Regions from separate parts of the Homo sapiens genome. Here regions 2 and 3 are each linked to region 1. The links are chromatin contacts, found by Hi-C or POLR2A ChIA-PET in ENCODE. All regions are on one chromosome and are shown on one strand. The core of a region is the stretch at or near the end of the contact, and the rest is flanking DNA. Distances in the headings are between cores, read along the strand shown.

Evidence for each region. Hi-C counts contacts between places; a loop is a spot of excess contacts on that map. ChIA-PET counts read pairs that join two places held with the same protein, here RNA polymerase II (POLR2A). Pooled maps may share reads with other maps.
Region 2: a loop to region 1 is called in a pooled map, with 4 times the contacts of the local background. The contact joins the enhancer-like site here to the promoter of LINC02558 in region 1. A Hi-C loop is called at or near these places in 2 of 50 pooled maps. POLR2A ChIA-PET finds 5 or more read pairs at or near these places in 4 of 52 experiments (GM10248, PC-3, SK-N-SH and 1 more).
Region 3: a loop to region 1 is called in a pooled map, with 5 times the contacts of the local background. The contact joins the enhancer-like site here to the promoter of LINC02558 in region 1. A Hi-C loop is called at or near these places in 3 of 168 maps with a recorded cell type or tissue (G401, IMR-90 and endothelial cell of hepatic sinusoid) and 10 of 50 pooled maps. POLR2A ChIA-PET finds 5 or more read pairs at or near these places in 8 of 52 experiments (BJ, MCF 10A, activated CD4-positive, alpha-beta T cell and 5 more).

Annotation. Positions count from the first base shown.
Region 1 is chr22:31,969,220-31,972,433 of GRCh38, reverse strand. LINC02558 (long intergenic non-protein coding RNA 2558) reads right to left here and starts at 1,611. Exons shown (of 5, transcript NR_149128.1): 1 at 1,522-1,611. RefSeq lists enhancers at 2,252-2,361, 2,432-2,481.
Region 2 is chr22:31,788,587-31,791,800 of GRCh38, reverse strand. The region is part of intron 10 of DEPDC5 (DEP domain containing 5, GATOR1 subcomplex subunit); the gene reads right to left. Among named protein-coding and RNA genes, the nearest start is that of DEPDC5, 36 kb to the right of the region's middle. RefSeq lists an enhancer at 1,187-1,246. Within about 2 kb of position 1,494, at least 2 of the 41 ENCODE cell types and tissues checked have a DNase peak (open chromatin) inside an H3K27ac peak, as active enhancers do.
Region 3 is chr22:31,824,857-31,828,070 of GRCh38, reverse strand. The region is part of intron 24 of DEPDC5 (DEP domain containing 5, GATOR1 subcomplex subunit); the gene reads right to left. Among named protein-coding and RNA genes, the nearest start is that of DEPDC5, 72 kb to the right of the region's middle. Within about 2 kb of position 1,455, at least 2 of the 41 ENCODE cell types and tissues checked have a DNase peak (open chromatin) inside an H3K27ac peak, as active enhancers do.

The DNA of each region.
Region 1 (3,214 bases), core at 362-2,861:
GAAGGCAGTCAGTGGATCAGGCCCAGCCCACAGCTGCTCCAGGTCCGGGAAGGATCAGACCCAGCCCACAGCCAATCCGCGTCGGGCGGGGAAGGGCTGAACGTGGAGTAACTCTCAGTACAGCCGCTGAAAGCCAGGGCTCTGGCCCCTCCACTGCCACTCTTCTGCTCCAGGGACAGCTGTGCTGGCCGAGCGCCACCTCAGGAGCGGGTCAGCATCGTTGTCCCCTCTGCCCCCCAAGGGCCTGGGAGATCCTGAGGGGAAAAAACCAAAGCCCTTTGGCAAGTAACTCTGACCAAAAACAGAAAAAAAACGGCCGGGCACAGTGGCTCACACCTGTAATCCCAGCACTTTGAGAGGCCGAGGCGGGCAGACTCTTGAGGCCAGGAGTTCAAGACCAGCCTGGCCAACATAGTGAAACCTCGCCTCTACTAAAAACACAAAAATTAGCCAGGCGTGGTGGTGAGTGCCTGTAATCCCAGCTACTCAGGAGGCTGAGGCAAGAGAATCATTTGGACTCGGAAGGGAGAGGTTGCAGTGAGCAGAGATCGCACCACTGCACTTCAACCTGGGCAACAGAGCAAGACTCAAAAAAAAAAAAGAGGCCGGGCGCGGTGGCTCACGCCTGTAATCCCAGCACTTTGGAAGGCTGAGGTGAGCGGATCACGAGTTCAGGAGATCGAGACCATGCTGGCTAAGACGGTGAAACCGCGTTTCTACTAAAAATACAAAAAATTAGCCGGGCGTGGTGGCGGGCGCCTGTAGTCCCAGCTACTCGGGAGGCTGAGGCAGGAGAACGGCGTGAACCCGGGAGGCCGAGCTTGCAGTGAGCTGCACTCCAGCCTGGGCGACAGAGCGAGACTCCGTCTAAAAAAAAAAAAAACAAAACAACAGCAACAACAACAACAAGAACAAAAAACAGAAAAAGCAAGGCCTGGGCTCCACATATTTCCTCCCCTCACCATCCTCCATGGACTCTGTTCGCCCTCACAGTGTGCAGGGCTCGGGGACCCAGGTGACAAGGGCCGACCTGCCAGCCGACCACCTGGCAGGAACCGCAATGGTTGGGCGGATACAGTGGCTCTGCCTGTGATCCCGGAGCTTTGGGAGGCCGAGGCGGGAGGATGGCTTGAGCCCAGGATGTCGAAGCTGAGTGAGCCGAGATGACGTCACTGCACTCCAGCCTGGGTGACATAGTGAGGTGACCCCTCTCATAAAAAGAAAAAGAAAAGGAAAGAAAGTGAGAGAAATAGAGAGAGAAGGAAGGAAAAGAAAGAAAGAAAAGACAAGAAAAAAGAGGGAGAAAGGCAAGGGAAAGACAGGAAACGCAGGGACTGACTGAGGGACTGATGGAGGAGGCGTGTGAGCCGGGCTGGGGACGCGACTGACTGATCGGCTGACAGGATGACCAGCTGCACTGGGGTTGCTGAGGGGTGGCAGCGACAGCCAGCCTCTCAGCCTCGGTTTCCGCCTGCCTCCTGCCTCAAGCCAACTCACTGCGTGGCCTACCCCGACACTAACCGGCGCCTGAACCAAAACCCACGGAGCCTGGCGGCCGCGGCTCCCTCAGAGAGTCGCCCTAGACCCTGCGCGGCTCCACAGCGCCACCTCGAGGCTGCGCCTGGAAGGGAGGGGCTGGGGAAGTGGGCGGAGTCAAGGGCGGGGCTACAGGTGGAGCGTCGGCAGGAGCTCCAGCATCCCCTTTCCCGGGACGCCGCTCCTCTTCCCCGCCTCCTTGGCTCTCCCCCGGAGCCTCTTCCTCCTCCCCCGTTCGAGTGGGCAGGTCCCCGCGGGAGCCTGAGTCGCACTGCAGACCTATCCTGTGACCTGAAAGAAACTCCCAGTTCCCCATTAGACCCCCTGGCAGCCTGGGCATCCCGGCGGTTCCAGGGACCCGCTGGGGCGGATGACGGCCGAACCTTTGGGCGCCAGGCTGGCAGTAGACGTGATAGAGGTGAAAACCCCACCACCCTCTTAATCCCCAGAAATGCTACAGGATTCTGGGGGGCCTGAGCGAGCAGCTGAGGACAAGGGCCGATGATATTTGCTTTATTTGTTACTGGGCTTGCTCCCTCCCCCGCATCCCGCTGCTCTTCACACTTGCAAGCTCACCTGACTGCCAGGTGGCCGGTCTGGAGCATGGCGAGCACCTTCGAGCCCCATAGATGGCAGCACAGGCCTAAGAAAAGTCGTACCAGAATGGTGTCTCCCTTCCAAACTCAGGCCGGGAGAGATAGAGCCACTTAGGGGAGAAAACTAATGTCCAGAGTGGCAGAAACATCCTCACATCCCGAAGGGTCTTGAACCCTAACTTCTTGCCCCAGGACAAGAAGACAAGGCAGAGTAAAGAGAGGCTCACAGGGAGAGGCAAGTGACAGTTCAGAACACAGGTGCACCATGCCACGCGACTGTGGGCGTCTCCTCACCTCTCTGAGGCCGTTTCCTGAACTGTAAAATCAGGGACAAGAAGGATACCTGCGTCACGGGATGTTCTGAGATTAACTGAGATGCTGCATGCAAATCACTTAACCACAGGGCATGTGGTAAGTGCTCTAATATATGTAAAGCAACGTTCCACTGCTTTTTGTTTGTTTGTTTTTGAGACACAGTCTCGCTCTGTCACCTAGGCTGGAGTACAGTGGCATGATCATAGCTTACTGCAGCCTCAAACTCCTGGGCACAAGTGATTCTCCCACCTTAGCCTCCTGAGTGGCTGGGACTATAGGTATAGCTATCGAGCCCAGCTAATTTATCTTTTTTTATGTTTTGGAGAGATGGTGTCTTTCTACATTGCCCAGGCTGGTCTGGACCTCCTGGCCTCAAGCAATCCTCCCGCCCTGGCCTGCCAACGTGCTAGGATTACAGGACTGAGCCACCATGCCCTGCTGAGTGTGATGTCTTTTTTACTGTGTCAACTTGGCTAGACTAAAGGCCCCAATTATTCCAACACTAAACTGGATGTTTTGGTGAAGTTGTTTTGTAGATGCGAATAAAGTCCATTATCAGTTGACTTTACATAAAAGGAAGATATCCTGGATAATTTAGGTGGGCTTGATAGACGCAGTTGAAAGGCCTTAAAATCAGACTTGAGGTTTTCCTGAAGAAGAAATTCTGCCTGTGGATAGCAACTTCAGCCCTTGACAAGAGTTCCAGCCTGCACTTACTGCACTTACCTAGCCAGCCCCACAATCACGCAAATCACCTCCTTGCAACA
Region 2 (3,214 bases), core at 245-2,744, 180 kb after region 1:
CGCACGCCACCATGCCCAGCTAATTTTTGTATTTTTAGTAGAGATGCGGTTTCACCATGTTGGCCAAGATGGTCTCGATCTCCTGACCTCGTGATCCGCCTGCCTTGGCCTCCCAAAGTGCTGGGATTACAGGTGTGAGCCACTGTGCCCAGCCCTTTTTTTTTTTTTTTTTTGAGGCAGTCTCATTCAGTTGCCCAGGCTGGAGTGCAGTGGCACAATCTCGGCTCATTGCAGCCTCCACCTCCCAGGTTCAAGCAATTCTCCTGCCTCAGCCTCCAGAGTAGCTAGGATTACAGGTGGGCCACCTGGGTAATTTTTGTATTTTTAGTAGAGACAGGGTTTCACCATGTTGGCCAGGCTGGTCTCGAACTCATGGCCTCAAGTGATCTGCTTGCCTCGGCCTCCCAAAGTGCTGGGATTACAGGTGTGAGGCCCAGCTGCACATAATATTCTTAATCCAGGTGGCTCAGCAGCAGTGCACAGTATTGAATAGCTTCAGGTAATTATAGGCTGCAGTGCAGGGGACAGAGCACTGCTGGGAGTCAGAAGCCCTAGATGGAGTCCTGAACCTGAAACTTGCCACTATGTGACTTTAGGAAAGTTATCTAAAGTGCCAGGAATGTGGAAAGTGATTGGAAAACTGCAAATCAGCATTAAGTAATGGTGACTGTCTCCCAGTTCCCGAGTAGCTGGACTACAGACACGCGTCACCAGGCCCAGATAATTTTTGCATTTTTTATAAAGACAGGGTTTCGGCTGGGCGTGGTGGCTCAAACCTGCAATCCCGGTGCTTTGGGAGGCTGAGGCGGGTGGATCACCTGAGGTCAGGAGTTCGAGACCAGCCTGGCCAACATGGCGAAACTCCATCTCTACTAAAAGTAGGAAAATTACCCAGGCAATGTGGCACGCGCCTGAAATTGCAGCTACTCAGGAGGCTGAGGTAGGATAATCACTTGAACCCAGGGGGTGGAGACTGCAGTGAGCCAAGACTGTGCCATTGCACTCCAGCCTGGGCGACGGAGCGAGACTCCGTCTCAAAAAAAAAAAAAAAAAGAAAAAAAAAAAGAGAGATAGGGTTTCATCATAATCCCCAGGCTGGGCTCAAGTGATCCACTTGCCTTGGCAAAGTGCTGGGATTACAGGCGTGAGCCACAATGCCAGGCCTACAGTGTTTTTTAATTTCTGCAGAATTGTGGTCTAGGGAACAAGAACAGCACCCATGGTGGTGGATTTAAGAATCAAAGGCACTCCCACACCCTACTAGTCTCATAGGATGAGGGTGGGGTTTGCTCTGGACTCAGCGGTATAAGCCAAGGCAAAGAACTACCTTTGGACAGGGACAGGGACTAATGAGAATAAACATTTCCATGGAGTCTGGAGATCAATATCCTAGAAGTAGGGTGTTTACAGATGAACATCAAAAGTGGCTTGCAACAGTTAGCTAGCAAGCGCAGTTTCAGTTCCTCCTGGGTCTCTGAAGACAACAGCCTATACTGACCAACCCCATCTTTATCTTAAGTATGCTTAGTGACTACAGAATTCAACACTCACTATATAAGGCACATAATATAATGTACATTTCATGGATGTATCTCAAGTGGACAGAAATTCCTAAATACAAGCCACAGTACCCAGAGCAGAGTGCTAGGAAACAGCAGACCTTCACTGACTGCCAATTAATTCACGGGAGTCCAAGAGCTCCAAAATCAGCACCCTTATCTAATTTTAGTGCAAGTGATATACAGGAAAACACAACGGGCTCACAATGGGCTGATATGGGCATGGAGTGTCTCAACTCATAAGTGATGTGGTGAGAGGGTCTATTATTATCTCCATTTTGCAGCTGAAGAAATGGAGCCTCAGAGACTAATCCTTGGAGACCAAAAAGCTAATCAGCCAGGCATGGTGGCCTGCGCCTGTAGTCCCAACTACTGAGGAGGATGAAGTGACAAGATCCCTGGAGCCCAGGAGTTCAAGACCAGCCTAAGCAGCATAGCAAGACTCTGTCTCTTAATCAAAAAAGAAAAAAAAAAAAGCAAGCTGATGAGATCATTTAAAACCCAGTCTGCCTTAATCCAAACTCTACTCTTTTACACTACATAATGTGACTTCAAATACTTTTTCATCAAAATGTTTTCATGTGAAATCAAGGTGAGATAATCGAATGAAATAATTTTTTAATTGTGGCAAAATACATATAAATATTGCCATCGTGACATTTAATACATTCACAATGTTGTATAACTATCACCATTATTTGGATCCAAAACATTTTCATCACCCCAACAGGAAATCCCAAACTGATGAAACAGTCACTCCCCACCCTCAGTCCCTGGCAACCACTAATCTCTATATTATATATTTACCTATTCTGGACATTTCATATAAATAAGATCTTATGATTTGTATTTGATCCACTATGTCTGGCTTCTCTCACTTAACATGTGTTCAAGATTCATCTATGCTGTAGCATGTGTTAGTACTTCATTCTTCTTTATAGCAGAATAATACTACATTGTATGGATATACATTTTATTTATCTATGCTTTAGCTGACAGACATTTGTTATTTGTGTTATCCTACTTTTTAGCTAATATGAATAATGCTGTCAAGAATACGGGCTAGGCCCATAATCCGGCACTTTGGGAGGCCAAGGTGGGGAGATCACTTAAGGCCAGGAGTTCGAGACCAGCCTGGCCAACATGGTGAAACCACATCACTACTAAAAATACAAAAATTAGCAGGGTAAGGTGGCGCACACCTATAATCCCAGCTACTTGGCAGGCTGAGGGACGAGAATCGCTTGTACCTGGGAGGTGGAAGTTGCAGTGAGCCATGTTCGAGATCGCAGCACTGCACTCCAGTCTGGGCGACAGAGCGAGACTGTCTCTAAAAATACATAAATAAATAAAATAAAGAATATGGGCCCAGTCGCGGAGGCTCACGTCTGTAATCCCAGCACTTTGGGAGGCCAAGGCGGGCGGATCACCTGAGGTCAGAAGTTCGAGACCACCCTGGCCAACATGGTGAAACCCCGTCTCTACTAAAAACACAAAAAAATTAGATGGGCGTGGTGGTGGGCGCCTGTAATCTCAGCTATTCGGGAGGCTGAAGCAGGAGAACTGCTTGAACCCGGGAGGCAGAGGTTGCAGTGGGCCGAGATCACACCATTGTACTCCAGCCTGGGCAACAAGAGCAAAACTCTGTCTCAAAA
Region 3 (3,214 bases), core at 206-2,705, 140 kb after region 1:
TCTAGCATGCCAGGTGGCACAATGGAGAAATATTAGGTAGAGAGGATAGGAGGGGAGTGCTGAAGTAAAATATGGCAATTCAGGCAAGACCTGAAGGAAGCGAGAGAGCGAGCTGTGGGAAGGGTGGCCATGTCATTTATCATCCAATACAGGACACCTCTGAGACTGGAAGGGGACACTATTAATAGTCATATGGGTTCACAAATTCAAACCAGGACTGTCTTGGGCAAATGCAGACATCTGGATCTTAGCCATGATGCTCTCTGGAGTAAAGGCACAGCAGAGGGGCGAACAAGAGGAAGGACCTGCAATTCAGAGTGAGCCTGATCTATCTGGGGAACCTCCAGAGTGAAATGAGAGGGAGAAAGCAGGAGACGAGGACTGAGCGTAACAAGCAGCCACATGACATGAGGGGTCTATCTGCCACCATAATGCCTTGGCTTTTACTCCAAGTGAGCTGGGAAGCCCTTGGAAAATTTTGTGCAGAGAAGTTCATAATCCAAATTCTATTTTATAAAGGTCACTCTGATTTGTTGTGTTGAAAATAAACGATATGGAAGGGCAAGGGAGGAGCCCAAGACCAGGTAACTCGCTACTGCATCCAGGCAAAAGATGATGGCACCTTAGGCCAGGCTAAGACTGATGGAAGTAAGACTATGGATATATCCTGAAGATCTGACATTAATTGGTTTTGCATATGGTTATAACAAATTAATGTCCGATATATGGTTATAAAAATTTGAATAATTTTATCTAATTTCTTTCAGTGGCTCATTAACATAATTGATCAGGTAGCTTAAGGTCAAAGATGGGAGTTCAGTTCCCATGTGGCTATAGATCACCTCTTGATGGCCACTAACCCCTTTGAAAACACATGCTATAGGTTACATAAAGGGACTGGGAAAGGGAAAAGATGACCCCACTTAACAATATCACCCTGACTAGAAAAACAACCCCAGGATCCCACACCATCTATGAGAAGCCAAGCATTCAGAGCATACGTATATAATTAAGCCAGGTGTGGTGGTATGTGCCTGTAGTCCCAACTATTTGGGATGCTGAGGTGAAAGGATCACATCATCCCAAAAGGTTGAGGCTGCAGTGAGATCAAGCCACTGTACTCTATCCTGGACAACAGAGGAAGATCCTGTCTCTTAAAAAAAAAAAAAAAAACTATGTATAATTAAATACTTGCATACCAATTAAATAATAATATTGTGTGTTATTCAAATTCTTCTCACATACGGCAACTTGGTCTTGGAAATATAAATTCATTTGTCCATAAATGTGTTAAACATTGAGTGGAGAAAATGAATAAAGATAAGCTCTTTCAGTCTAGTGAGGAGACAGACATGGAAAACAAGCAGTGAGATCACAACATGCCAAGTTGTACAATTGGGTTATGCATACGGAGCTGTGCGGAAACATGCCTAACACACCCCGGGAGGGCATGGGAAGGAGGGGGAACCACCGGGGCAGGCTTCAAAGAAGAGGTATTGTTGCAGCTGAATAATAAACTAAGTTCATGCCTGCCAGTCAGAATCAGGGGTTAAAGACAGGGAAGAAGCATATTCTATAGAGAGGAACCTATCTATGCAAAGGAACACGAGGACACAGTTCTTTTGAGGAGCACAAGAAATGCCTGGAATACAAAATATGTTATTGTAATGACAACAACAGCTCCTATTTGTTGAGTGCTCACCATGGATGTCCAGCACTGTCCTAAGAATTTATGTGGATTATCACATTTAATAGTCAATCTCCAGCCAGGTGTGGTGGCTCATGCCTGTAATCCCAGCACTTTGGGAGGCTGAGATGGGCAGATCACAGGAGGCCAGTAGTTTGAGACCAGACTGCCCAACATGGCAAGACTCCATCTCTACTAAAAATACAAAAATTAGCTGGGGGTGGTAGTACACACCTGTAATCCCAGCTACTTGGGAGGCTGAGGCAGGGGAATTGCTTGAACCCGGGAGGCAGAGGTTGCAGAGAGCTGAGATCGCACCACTGCACTCCAGCCTGGGAGACAGAGTGAGTCTCTTCCTCAAAAAAGAAAAAAAAAAAATTCAATCTCTTCATGATAAAGACACTGAGATACCCAGAAATTAGTGTAGTAACTGGCCTGAGGGCTTCACTGCTCATGAGGTGGAGTCAGGCCTCATGTCCTAAGATCCTGGAGCCTGCGCTCTTTCCACCTGCAGTACCATGTGGAAGAGGAGGCAGGTGAAGATACAACCACAGGGAGGAGCTGGGTGATGATCAGCACTATAGCCATGAAGAGCCATGAAAGGGTTACATGTGGGAAGGAGTGGCTGATCAGATCTGCATCTGGAAACATCAGTGACAGTATGGACTATGAATCAGAAGGGATGAGAACAGAGCAGGAAGATCATTTTGAAGGCTACTGCAATAATCCTGGCCACAAATGACAGGAGTCTGAACAATGCAGTGAGAACGGAGGTGAGGAGCCAATCAGAAGAAGGAGTGGAAGAGGAAGCATGGGCTGAGGAACAGGGAGACATGAGTTTGGCTGTCAATGCATTAAGGATGAGGTACTTGGGGGCCATCTGAGCAGAGAGGTCCATCAGGTGGACACACCTACAGCTCAGAAGCCAAAGAGAAGGCTGAGCCAGAGCTTCAGGTTGCAGCAAATGCTTTTCCAATTTGAGTCTGCCAGGGAACCCTTAGCTCAGAGGACTCCACAATGGTGTCATGTTAAAATCTTCCACAACCACCCCAAATAAAGATTCTTTGAAACTTCTTTTCCCTAAAATGATTTTAAAATTCTAAAACAAATTTTATGGGAAATCAACTGGTCCACCTGAGCTATCCCAGGCCCCAAACAACTTCCAAGACTACCTGGGTACATTCTGGTGCTGCTACCATCAGAACCTGTAATTCCCCCTGCTTCAGTTAACCAGTGAAACTAGTTCAAGTATAGTCAAATGAGTCCCAGAGTAGCCCTCCTCGGCGCAACTCTACCCCAAACAGCCTGAGAGGCTCAAACTCTGGGTTCCTAAAAATGGCTCCTTGGCATAGCAAAGCAATAGCCCCTCTAAAGGTACTTTCTTTTCTTCCTTTTTTTTTTTTTTTTTGAGACGGAGTCTTGCTCTGTCGCCCAGGCTGGAGTGCAGTGGCACGATCTCGGCTCACTGCAAGCTCCACCTCCCAGGTTCACACCATTCTCCTGCCTCAGCCTCCCAAGTAGCTGGGA